Linked DNA regions of Homo sapiens: region 1 is linked to region 2. Evidence: read pairs that join two places in POLR2A ChIA-PET (ENCODE). Cell type or tissue: Panc1. All regions are shown on one strand. Region 1 holds the start of MIR6860 (microRNA 6860). Region 2 overlaps KDM2A (lysine demethylase 2A).

Region 1 (5,000 bases), 120 kb before region 2:
AGAAAGATGGAGACCAGCTCGTCCAGGGCATCTTGAGGGTTCTGGGGTGCCACGGGCACTGAGGACGGAAATTAGTTGGGATCAGATTGTGGGAGCTTAAAACGCCAGGCCACTAGATTGGCCGCCACTGAGGAGAGGACAGGAGGCTTTTAAACCTTCAAGGCTGAGCCACCAAAGGAAAGATTGGCATTGAGGGTGTCAAGACAACAGAGCCAGGACTCTAGCCTGGGCCTCTGGACTCCCTGTCCAGTGCTGTCTCCCTGCTGTGGCCTCTCAGGCCCCTAGCGCCCTCCATGGCCTTTTCTCCTGCAGATCCAGAGAAATGCCTACTCCATCTTCTTTGATGAGAAGTTCTCCATCCCCCTGGATCCCACAGCCCTGGAGGAGAAGAGCCTGCGGTTTTCTGTATTTGGCATCGATGAGGATGAGCGCAACGTCAGCACGGGGGTGGTGGAGCTGAAGCTTTCTGTGCTTGACCTCCCGCTGCAGCCCTTCAGTGGCTGGCTCTATTTACAGGACCAGAACAAGGTAAGTGACTTGCCTGCTCGTCCACCTCGGAAGAGCGTGCACACACATACACTTCCAGGAAGGGACTCCATCATCCTCATCATCCTCTGCAATAGCCTGAGCCCCATCATCATTAGGAGAGCAGAGAAGAAGACCTGAGCCACATCCGAGGAAACTGCTTGCTGCAGGCAAATTTCAAAAACATCCCGACCACTGTTTACAGCTCGTCTGCTGCTTTGCCACCAAAGCTTCAGAGGTTCTACCCCTACTGAGCTTCTGCTAGAGAAACATTCCTCTAGCCTTAGAGGGGATGATTTCAGACAGACACCAAGCTGCACTTTAGTTTTATAATTGTAGGAATGCTCACAGAACATCATTGTTGTTTAATCAAAGAATCTAATTCCATTCCACTCTGATCGCTGTGTATTACTACCGCAGTGTTTTCCTTGGCCTGCAATGAGGGAACGAAACTACATTTGATAGCTACATTTGACAGGCCGCCTCTGACCCTCCGCCCCAGGCAGGACCCTCCCGGTGGAAGGGAGGAGTGGGGCATGCTCCATGCAGTGGCGGGGGGTGGGTGGCTGTCCCTTTCTCCAGGCTGTCCCTGCCTGCCTGGAGCCCTGTGGTAAGGGGCCCCCAGTGCAGCCACTTCTCTATGGAGAAGGAAGCCCCAGCCTTTCCCTGGCAACCAAGGCTTTCCCTGGACCCCTCAAGTCGGGTGGGGAGAAGCCCTCTGAGCCACCTGTCTGTCCCCCAGGCCGCCGATGCTGTGGGGGAGATCCTGCTCTCCCTCAGCTACCTCCCCACAGCCGAGCGCCTCACCGTGGTCGTGGTTAAGGCCAAGAACCTCATCTGGACCAACGACAAGACCACAGCGGGTAAGGCCCAGCCGGCAGCCCGGCTCCTCCACGTAGCTCAGTGGAAGCTGTGGCCCAGCTGCTGTGCTGTGGGCACCCGGAGGCATCGGCAGGTGTGGGACACAGTGCCAAGGTCCCCCTCAGCTTTGCTGAGCCCAGAAGTCATGCAGATGGATAGGGGGTGGCATGGGGACAATTAATCCAGCCGGGGAAACATGAGATCCCTGGAGGGTGGCAGGGGCCCCTGTGAGGGCAGAGTGAAGGGGGTCAGAGTGATGCGGGGGTCTCAGGGCAGGAGGCCGCACTCAGGGCTGGGGGCACTGGGCAGGGAACCAAGGTGGGCATCTGTTCCCTGGAACTGGAATTCATGGTGGAGACTCCATTCCCAGAGACAGGGCAGTATCCCAGACTCCAAAAAGGGACCAGGGCCACGGGGTTGGGGTGGGTGCCAGGCAGGACCCGATGCCTTAGGTCTGCAGGAGTCCCCAGTCCCTCTCAAAGCAGTGACCGTGGAGGCAGCTGTATTCTAGAGAACTGAAGACCAGGGGCTGGGGGAGCCTGATCTATTGGGAGTTGCAAGCCTTGGGGCGGGGGTAGGTGGGGGGGGCAGCTCCAGGCAGGTGCGGCAAGGACACCCCGTGGGCAATAGGTGATGGGCAGACGGCAAGTTGTTATTTCAGAGCCGCACACGGTTGAGTCAGGCTCTGCTGTGCGGGTGCCCGGTGACTCAGGGCTGACGTCTGCACTCGGGCCATTTATAGAAGGAACACGGTGGGGCTGCTGAGTTCCCCAGAGCATCCTAGGAGGGGAGCGCGTGGGCTGTGAGGCAGCTGCCTGAGCACAAAGCCCAGCCCTCACCTGACGTGCTGTGTGAGCCTCAGTTTTCTCATCTGTGAAATGGGAAAAATAATAAAGGACCAATGGCAGGGCTGCAGGAGGTCACAGCAACAGTTAAGCATTGGGGAGTTTGGAGTCGGTGGGTGGAGCCAAACTGGGCAGGGCTGTGGTGAGTGAGTGTGACACTGGCCCTCACCTGTCCGCCTGCCCACAGACCCCTTCGTCAAGGTGTACCTGCTGCAGGATGGGAGGAAGATGAGCAAAAAGAAGACAGCCGTGAAGAGGGATGACCCCAACCCGGTGTTCAACGAAGCCATGATCTTCTCGGTGCCAGCCATTGTGCTCCAGGTGAGGGGGGCTGGGGGATGGGAAGGGGCCAGGTCACCCCAGGGCTCTGGGGCTGCCGCATCTCTCCACCTTCTCTTCTCAGGGCCCCTGCAGGGGTAGTGGTTTGCCTCCAGCCATCACTTTCTAGCAGTTATTGAGTGCCACTGGGGCCAGCCCTAGGGTGGGTGCTGGGGACACAGGCATGGCTTTCTCGGTGCTCACAAGGGACAGGCAGGAGAGTCCCTAATCCACTAAGAGTGTCCTCAGGTGAGGGGGGATTCCTGCAGGAGGGGATACCCAGCTCTGAGGGAGGACCATTCCTGGTGGAGGGAACTGCAGAGGGTTGGAGAGGAGCTGGGGTGAGCCAGGCACCCAGAGTTCCTGCTCTGAATCTCCCAAGCTCCATTTCAGGGTTCTGCTGAACTCCCCAGGTTCGCGTGGTCTTCAGAAGGTGACATGCTCCAGGGAGACCTCTCCCAGCAGGGACATCACAGACCACGGGTGGGGCTTGAAGATAGGGCTTGGGCCCTGCTTGCATGCCTCGGAGGATGGGGCTCGCACCACCTTCCCTCACTATCTCTAGCCCTCCTCGGCACTCCTGACAATGAGAAAGTCCTTTGTGCCTTGAGCCAAAACCTGCCTCCATAGCCCCAGGGCTGTACAGAACCCGCCTAATCTCCCCCAACCCGGGGACCCCGCCAGCATGTAAAGGCCCAGAATCTGCCTCACTCTGAGTGTTCCTAACCCGGGCACACCCCAGCATCTCTGGCCCATCCTGGGTATCGTAGCCTTCACCTGCCACCCTCGTGGAGCAGGCTGCCCATGTGTCCTCTGCCTCTCCCTGGGTGTCATAGTGCCACTTCTCCACAGCCTCTAAAAGCAAGAGACTTCTTGGGACCATGGGGGAAGTGGAGGAGGAGAGAGATCGGGCTGGGTTTGAGTTTCAGCTCCCGCTCTCATCTCAAGCAGTCTCTCCCGTCCTCGGTTGTGAGTGCAACGTGGTGATATTAGTAATAGCAACGCAACCTCTAGCATGTTCTGACTGTGCGCAGGTGCCGTTCTACACAGTTCACTCTTTTTGTTCCTGAAACAGCCCTATGAGATAGAAACCAATTTTTTTTTTTTTGAGACAGAGTCTCACTCTGTTGCCCAAGCTGGAGTGCAATGGTGTGAACTCAGCTCACTGCAACCTCCGCCTCCTGGGTTCAAATGATTCTTCTGCCTCAGCTTCCTGAGTAGCTGGGATTACAGGCACCTGCCACCACACCTGGCTAATTTTTGTATTTTTAGTAGAGATGGGGTTTCACCACGCTGGCCAGGCTGGTCTTAAACTCCCAACCTTAGGTGATCCACCCACTTCGGCCTTCCAAAGTGCTGGGATTACAGGTGTGAGCCACTGTGCCCACCCCCAATTTTTTTTTTTTTTTTTTGAGACAGAGTCTTGCTCTGTCACCCAGGCTGGAGTGCAGTGGAGTGATCTTGGTCACTGCAACCTCCACTTCCCAGGTTCAAGTGATTCTCCTGCCTCAGCCTCCCGAGTAGCTGGGATTACAGGCAAGCACCATCATGCCTGGCTAAGTTTTGTATTTTTGGTAGAGACAGGGTTTCACCATGTTGGCCAGGCTGGTCTCGAACTCCCAGCTTCAGGTGATCTGCCTGCCTCGGCCTCCCAAAGTGCTAGGATTACAGATGTGAGCCACCATGCCCAGCCAGAACAAATATTATCATCACCATTTCACAGATGGAGAAGCTGAGGTAGCAAGAGCCCAAGTCACTGCCCAAGGTCACACAGCAAGGAAGTGGAGGCCAGGCGTGGTGGCTCATGCCTGTAATCCCAGCACTTTGGGAGGCTGAGGTGGGAGGATCACCTGAGGTCAGGAGTTCAAGACCAGCCTGGCCAACATGATGAAACCCCCATCTCTTTTTTTTTTTTTTTTTTTTTTTTTTTTGAGACGGAGTCTCGCTCTTTCGCCCAGGCTGGACTGCAGTGGCGCTGTCTTGGCTCACTGCAAGCTCCGCCTCCCAGGTTCACGCCATTCTCCTGCCTCAGCCTCCCAAGTAGCTGGGACTACAGGTGCCCGCCACCAGGCCGGGCTAATTTTTTTTTTGTATTTTTAGTAGAGACGGGGTTTCACCATGTTAGCCAGGATGGTCTCGACCTCCTGACCTCATGATCCGCCCGCCTCGGCCTCCCAAAGTGCTGGGATTACAGGCGTGAGCCACCGTGCCCGGCCGAAACCCCCATCTCTACTAAAAATACAAAAATTAGCCGGGCATGGTGGCAGGAGCCTGTAATCCCAGCTACTTGGGAGGCTGAAGCAGGAGAATTGCTTGAACCTGGGAGGCGGAGGTTGCAGTGAGCTGAGATCATGCCCCTGTACTCCAGCCTGGGTAACAGAGTGAGACTGTCTCAAAAAAAAAAAAAAAAAGGATCAGGGGGAATTGGGGAGGCCAGCATTTGAAACCTGG
Region 2 (5,000 bases):
TAATGAATAGGCTCCCTAAGAAATATAATGATGGATAAATTATAGTTTATTAAATCATTTTGGTTTATTTGGTAAATCTTCTGTTTCTCTTGGCTGTATGAAATTCTAGTGTAGGTGGCATATTTTTCACCAGAGTTTCTCTTCTTACATCCCAATAATACAAGAAAATCATAGCAATAAGTGCCAAATAAGGTCAGGTAAAGTTCATTTAATTCTTATTGCCTGTAAATATATAATGCTCACTTCTCCTGAAGCACCCACTGAGATTTACAGCAACACAGGAAAGTAGATATGATTTTTATTTTATTTTATTTGTATATATTTTTTGAGACAGAGTCTCGTTCTGTCACCCAGGCTGGAGTGCAGTGGCGTGACCTCAGCTCACTGCAACCTTCATCTCCTGGGTTCAAGTGATTCTTCTGCCTCAGCCTCCCAAGTAGCTGGCATTTATAGGCATGCGCCACCACACCCAGCTAACTTTTGTATTTTTAGTAGAGATGGGGTTTCACTATGTTGGCCAGACTGGTCTCGAACTCCTGACCTCAAGTGATCCGCCCGCCTCGGCCTCCCAAAGTGCTGGGATTACAGGCATGAGCCACCGCGCCCGGCCTGCGATTTTTAGTTTTATTTTTTTCCTAGACAAGGTCTTGCTCTTTTGCCCAGGCTAGAGTGCAGTGGTGTGATCATTGTTCACTGGAACCTAAAATTCCTGGGCTCAAACAGTCTTTCCACCTCAGCTTCCCAAGTAGCTGGGACTGTAGGCATGTGCCACCTTGCCCAGCTAATTTAATAAATTTTTTAGAGATGGGGTCTGGCATTGTGTCCAAGCAGGTCAAACTCCTGGCCTCAAGTGATCCTCTTGCCCCAGCCTCCCAAAGCGTTGGGATTATAGGCTTGAGCCACCAAGCGTGGCCATGATTTCTTTTTCTTAAAGTTAGGAATTGAACTGTATCCTACTTTTGTTAGTTACTTCTCTTCTCCTTTAGTTTGTTTTCAGCCTTCTGCCCTAGTCAGACTGATATCCAGAATTTTGCTCTTGCATAACTTCATTGCTACTCTGTCTTCTAGCGCTACACTTTCGTATTTATGTTTGACCTTCCTTCAAACTCTCTTGAAGGATCAGCAGCTGCATAACCAACTCTACCACTTAGGGCAGGGCCTTCTCAAATAACATCTTGCAGAGATGGCCACTTCATATTAAATCGGTGGCAGGATACAGTTGTTGAATTTCATAAAATTTCATCCCTAGGATTAGACATTTGATATGAAGAGATTTAGAGATGGAATCATAAAAGAGTTAATTCCAAAAGGTATGGACTTGGAAAATTCTATGACTTGGAATGATAAAGAAGGACATTTAATGCCATTGGAGAAGAGGCAAGTATGACTTATCTCTAGCCACTTAGGCCATTCTTTTTGGGACATACAGTTGATTTCCAGTCCAATGTAGAATCATGTTCAAAATCACAATTGCTGGGCCAGATGCCGTGGCTCACGCCTGTAATTCCAGCACTTTGGGAGGCCAAGGCAGGCAGATCATGAATGAGGTCAAGAGATCGAGATCATCCTGGCCAACATGGTGAAACCCCGTGTCTACTAAAAATACAAAAATTAGCTGGGCGTGGTGGTGCGTACCTGTAATCCCAGCTACTCGGGAGGTTGCAGCAGGAGAATCGCTTGAACCTGAGAGTCGGAGGTTGCAGTGAGCCGAGATAGCACCACTGTACTCCAGCCTGGTGACAGAGCGACACTCCATCTTAAAAAAAAAAAAAAAAATCACAGTTGCTGATATTTTTTGAGTATGTGCTAGATACTTTACATCTTTCATTTAATCCTCATACAACCCTGTGGAATGGCTTCTGTTATTACTAGTTAAGTAGGTCAGACACAGTGAGAGGCTGAACCAGGATTTGAACTCTAGAAACCTGGTCTGGACCCTGCCACTACTCTATACAGCCTCTTTTTATATATAAGGCCACATTTGCAAAGTATTTGTATATATGTTTTCATTTAAACATCACAGCCATCCTGTGCATTAGGTGACATTCTTGACATTTTCACATGAGAAAATGGAAGCTTAGGGAATTTGAAGCTCAAAGTGGCAGTGCCTAGACCCAGACCTACTTCTGACTCTAATCCATTTGTTCTTCTGATTATGTAGTTTTGCTAAACATAGTAAATATAGGTTCATACCTGAAAGTGAATTTTTGATTTCAGATATAAGAATTTTAGCTTGATTGAAGATGATTTCTTAATGTTTTAGATGGGATACTTAAATCTGGAGAAGTTTAACAGAGATGTGATTATTAACTTACATTTTTAGTTTCTCTGGTGGCTTGTGTATAACTGTTCATTAAGTGTTGATCTTGCTATTGGCCTTTTTTTGTTGTTGTTGTTTTTTTGTAGCGATGGGACATTGCTCTTTTACCCAGGCTTGGTCTTGAACTCCTAGTTTCAAGTGATCCTCTACCATGGCCTCCTAAAGCACTAGGATTACAGGCATGAGCCATCACACTTGACTGCTGTTGGACTTTTTTTTTTTGGAAACGACATCTTGCTCTGTCGCCCAGGCTGGAGTGTAGTGGCACAATCTCGGCTCACGGCAACCTCCACCTCCCAGGGTCAAGCGATTCTTCTGCCTCAGCCTCTTGAGTAGCTGGGACTGGTTATTTTTTGTATTTTTAGTGGAGGTGGGGTTTCACTATGTGGGCCAGGCTGGTCTTGAACTCCTGATCTCAAGTGATCTACCCACCTCGGCCTCCCAAAGTGCCGGGATTACATGTGTGAGCACCGCGCCTGGCCTGCTATTGTACTTTTTAATGATGTTAGTCAGTTTACCACTCTTAGAGTAACTTTCTTAGGTAATTTCAGCGATGAAGACATAGTTTTCTCTGCTTTAACTTTAGTTGGTGCAGATGGGGTGACTGAACACATAGAAGGAAAGAGGTCTTGCCAGGACTGTAATGTAATGGTGGTAGTGGGACGGGTAGGAGTATATGTGTTTGAAGGGAGTAATTTAGAATACCAACTTTTTTTTTTTTTTGAGACCGACTTTCACTCTTGTTACCCAGGCTGGAGTGCAGTGGCGCGATCTTGGCTCACCGCATCCTCCACCTTCTGGGTTCAAGCAGTTGTCCTGCCTCAGCCTTCCTGAGTAGCTGGGATTACAGGCATGCGCCGCCACACCTGGCTAATTTTGTATTTTTAGTAGAGACGAGGTTTCTCCATGCTGGTCAGGCTGGTCTTGAACTCCTGACCTCAGATGATCTGCCCACCTCAGCCTCCCAAAGTGCTGGGATTACAGGTGTGAGCCACCGCACCCAGCTTAGAATACCAACTCTTGATCTTATGCCAGTTCCTTCTAAAGCTTCTACTCCTAGATGTGAAATTTCATAAATCTTAAGTTTGACAGTTTGAAATAGAGGTCATTTGTTGATTAAGAGACTGACCTTTGTCTATGAATCAAAACATTAATCACAGCTCCAGAGAGAAGGATCATGTAGGAAAGCTTCCTGATGAGAGGAATGTAGCAAAGCTGGAAAATAGGTGCATTTATAGACTATCTTCTGGTTTCAAGTGACTGCTTGCTATCTCCCTTAATTCACTTAAAGACTTAGGAGAAACAGCATGTGTGACAAATTTCATGGTTTTTATCATTAACCAAGCAAAGATCTAGAGTTAGTGTTTTTTAAGACAAGCTGTTCTTTCAGGTTTATAGTAACCTTTCTTGACTGGCAAAAAGAAAGGTCACTCTTACTTCCCCTTTAGATTTACGGTCAACTTTTAGGGGTTTTTTCTTTTTCCATAACTTCTTATTTGTATAATACTTTCATTAATCCTTATATTCTAGGAACTAAATTGGCATGACCAGTACCATGTATTATACTGATGACTTAACAGTTGCATCAATTATAAAAGGTGGTGAAGAAACTAGGCATTATCTTTGTTTCCCTTTTCTGTGTTTGTTGATACAGAAATCAGGCAGTAAACAGAAGTATTCAGGGAGTATTTGTATTTCAGTAGGTGTTTCACTGGCTAATGAAAATCAAGTTAAAAAATTGGTTGACTTTCAGGAGAAACAATATTTCTCTTTTTTTTTTTTTTTTTTTGAGACAGTCTCACTCTATCGCCTAGGCTGGAGTGCAGTGGTGTGATCTCGGCTCACTGTAATCTCTCCCTCCTGGGTTCAAGTGATTCTCGTGCCTCAGCCTCCCAAGTAGCTGGGACTATAGGCACATGCCATCATGCCCGGCTAATTTTCACATTTTTTAGTAGAGACAGGATTTTGTCAGGTTGGCCAGGCTGGTCTCGAACTCCTGACCTCAAGTGATCCGCCCGCCTTGGCCTCCTAAAGTGTTAGGATTACAGGAGTGAGCCACGGTGCCTGGCTGAGAAACTGAATATTTCTGAGTTATATTATTGTTTCCAATAGTAGTATTTGTGTATGAGGGTGGAGTGGGGGTGCTTTAAAGATTACTTCTTGCCCGGCATGGTGGCATAAGACCTGTAGTCCCAGTAACTTGAGAGGCTGAGGCAGGAGGATCTCTTGAAGCAAGGAGTTCTGGGCTGTAATGCAGTATACAGATCAGGTATCTGTACTAAGTTTGGCATCAATATGGTGACCTCCCAGCAACTGGGGACCAAGAAGGGAGTACACTGGTTCAGGTTGGAAACTGAGCAGGTCAAAACTCCTGTGCTGGGCTGAGCGTGGTGGGTCATGTCTGTAACTCCAGCAATTTGGAAGGCCAAGGCGGGCGGATCACTTGAGGTCAGGAGTTTGAGACCAGCCTGGCCAACGTGGCGAGACCTCGTCTCTACTAAAAATACAACAAATTAGCCAGGCGTGGTGGTGCACGCCTGTAATCCCAGCTATTCAGGAGGCTGAGGCAGGAGAATCACTTGAACCTGGGAGACGGAGGTTGCAGTGAATTGAGATCATACCATTGCACTCCAGCCTAGGCGACAGAGCGAGACTCTGCCTCAAAAAAAAATTAAAAAGT

The links. ChIA-PET counts read pairs that join two places held together with the same protein. Peaks named below come from ENCODE experiments on the same cell type or tissue, not always from the same donor. Only the 100,000 strongest peaks of a DNase experiment are listed, where the experiment ranks them.
Region 1: POLR2A ChIA-PET joins it to region 2 with 5 read pairs; 3 of 35 experiments call an interaction of 5 or more read pairs at or near these places.

Annotation. Positions count from the first base shown.
Region 1 is chr11:67,043,326-67,048,325 of GRCh38, forward strand. It overlaps SYT12 (synaptotagmin 12), which reads left to right. Exons shown (of 8, transcript NM_177963.4): 5 at 313-528; 6 at 1,268-1,388; 7 at 2,419-2,552. MIR6860 (microRNA 6860) reads left to right here and starts at 2,318; the gene lies at 2,318-2,383. RefSeq lists enhancers at 2,771-2,900, 3,001-3,080. In Panc1, no CTCF peak of the experiment used is centred here; a DNase peak (open chromatin) is centred at 2,114.
Region 2 is chr11:67,162,096-67,167,095 of GRCh38, forward strand. The region is part of intron 2 of KDM2A (lysine demethylase 2A); the gene reads left to right. Among named protein-coding and RNA genes, the nearest start is that of KDM2A, 45 kb to the left of the region's middle. In Panc1, no CTCF peak of the experiment used is centred here; no DNase peak of the experiment used is centred here.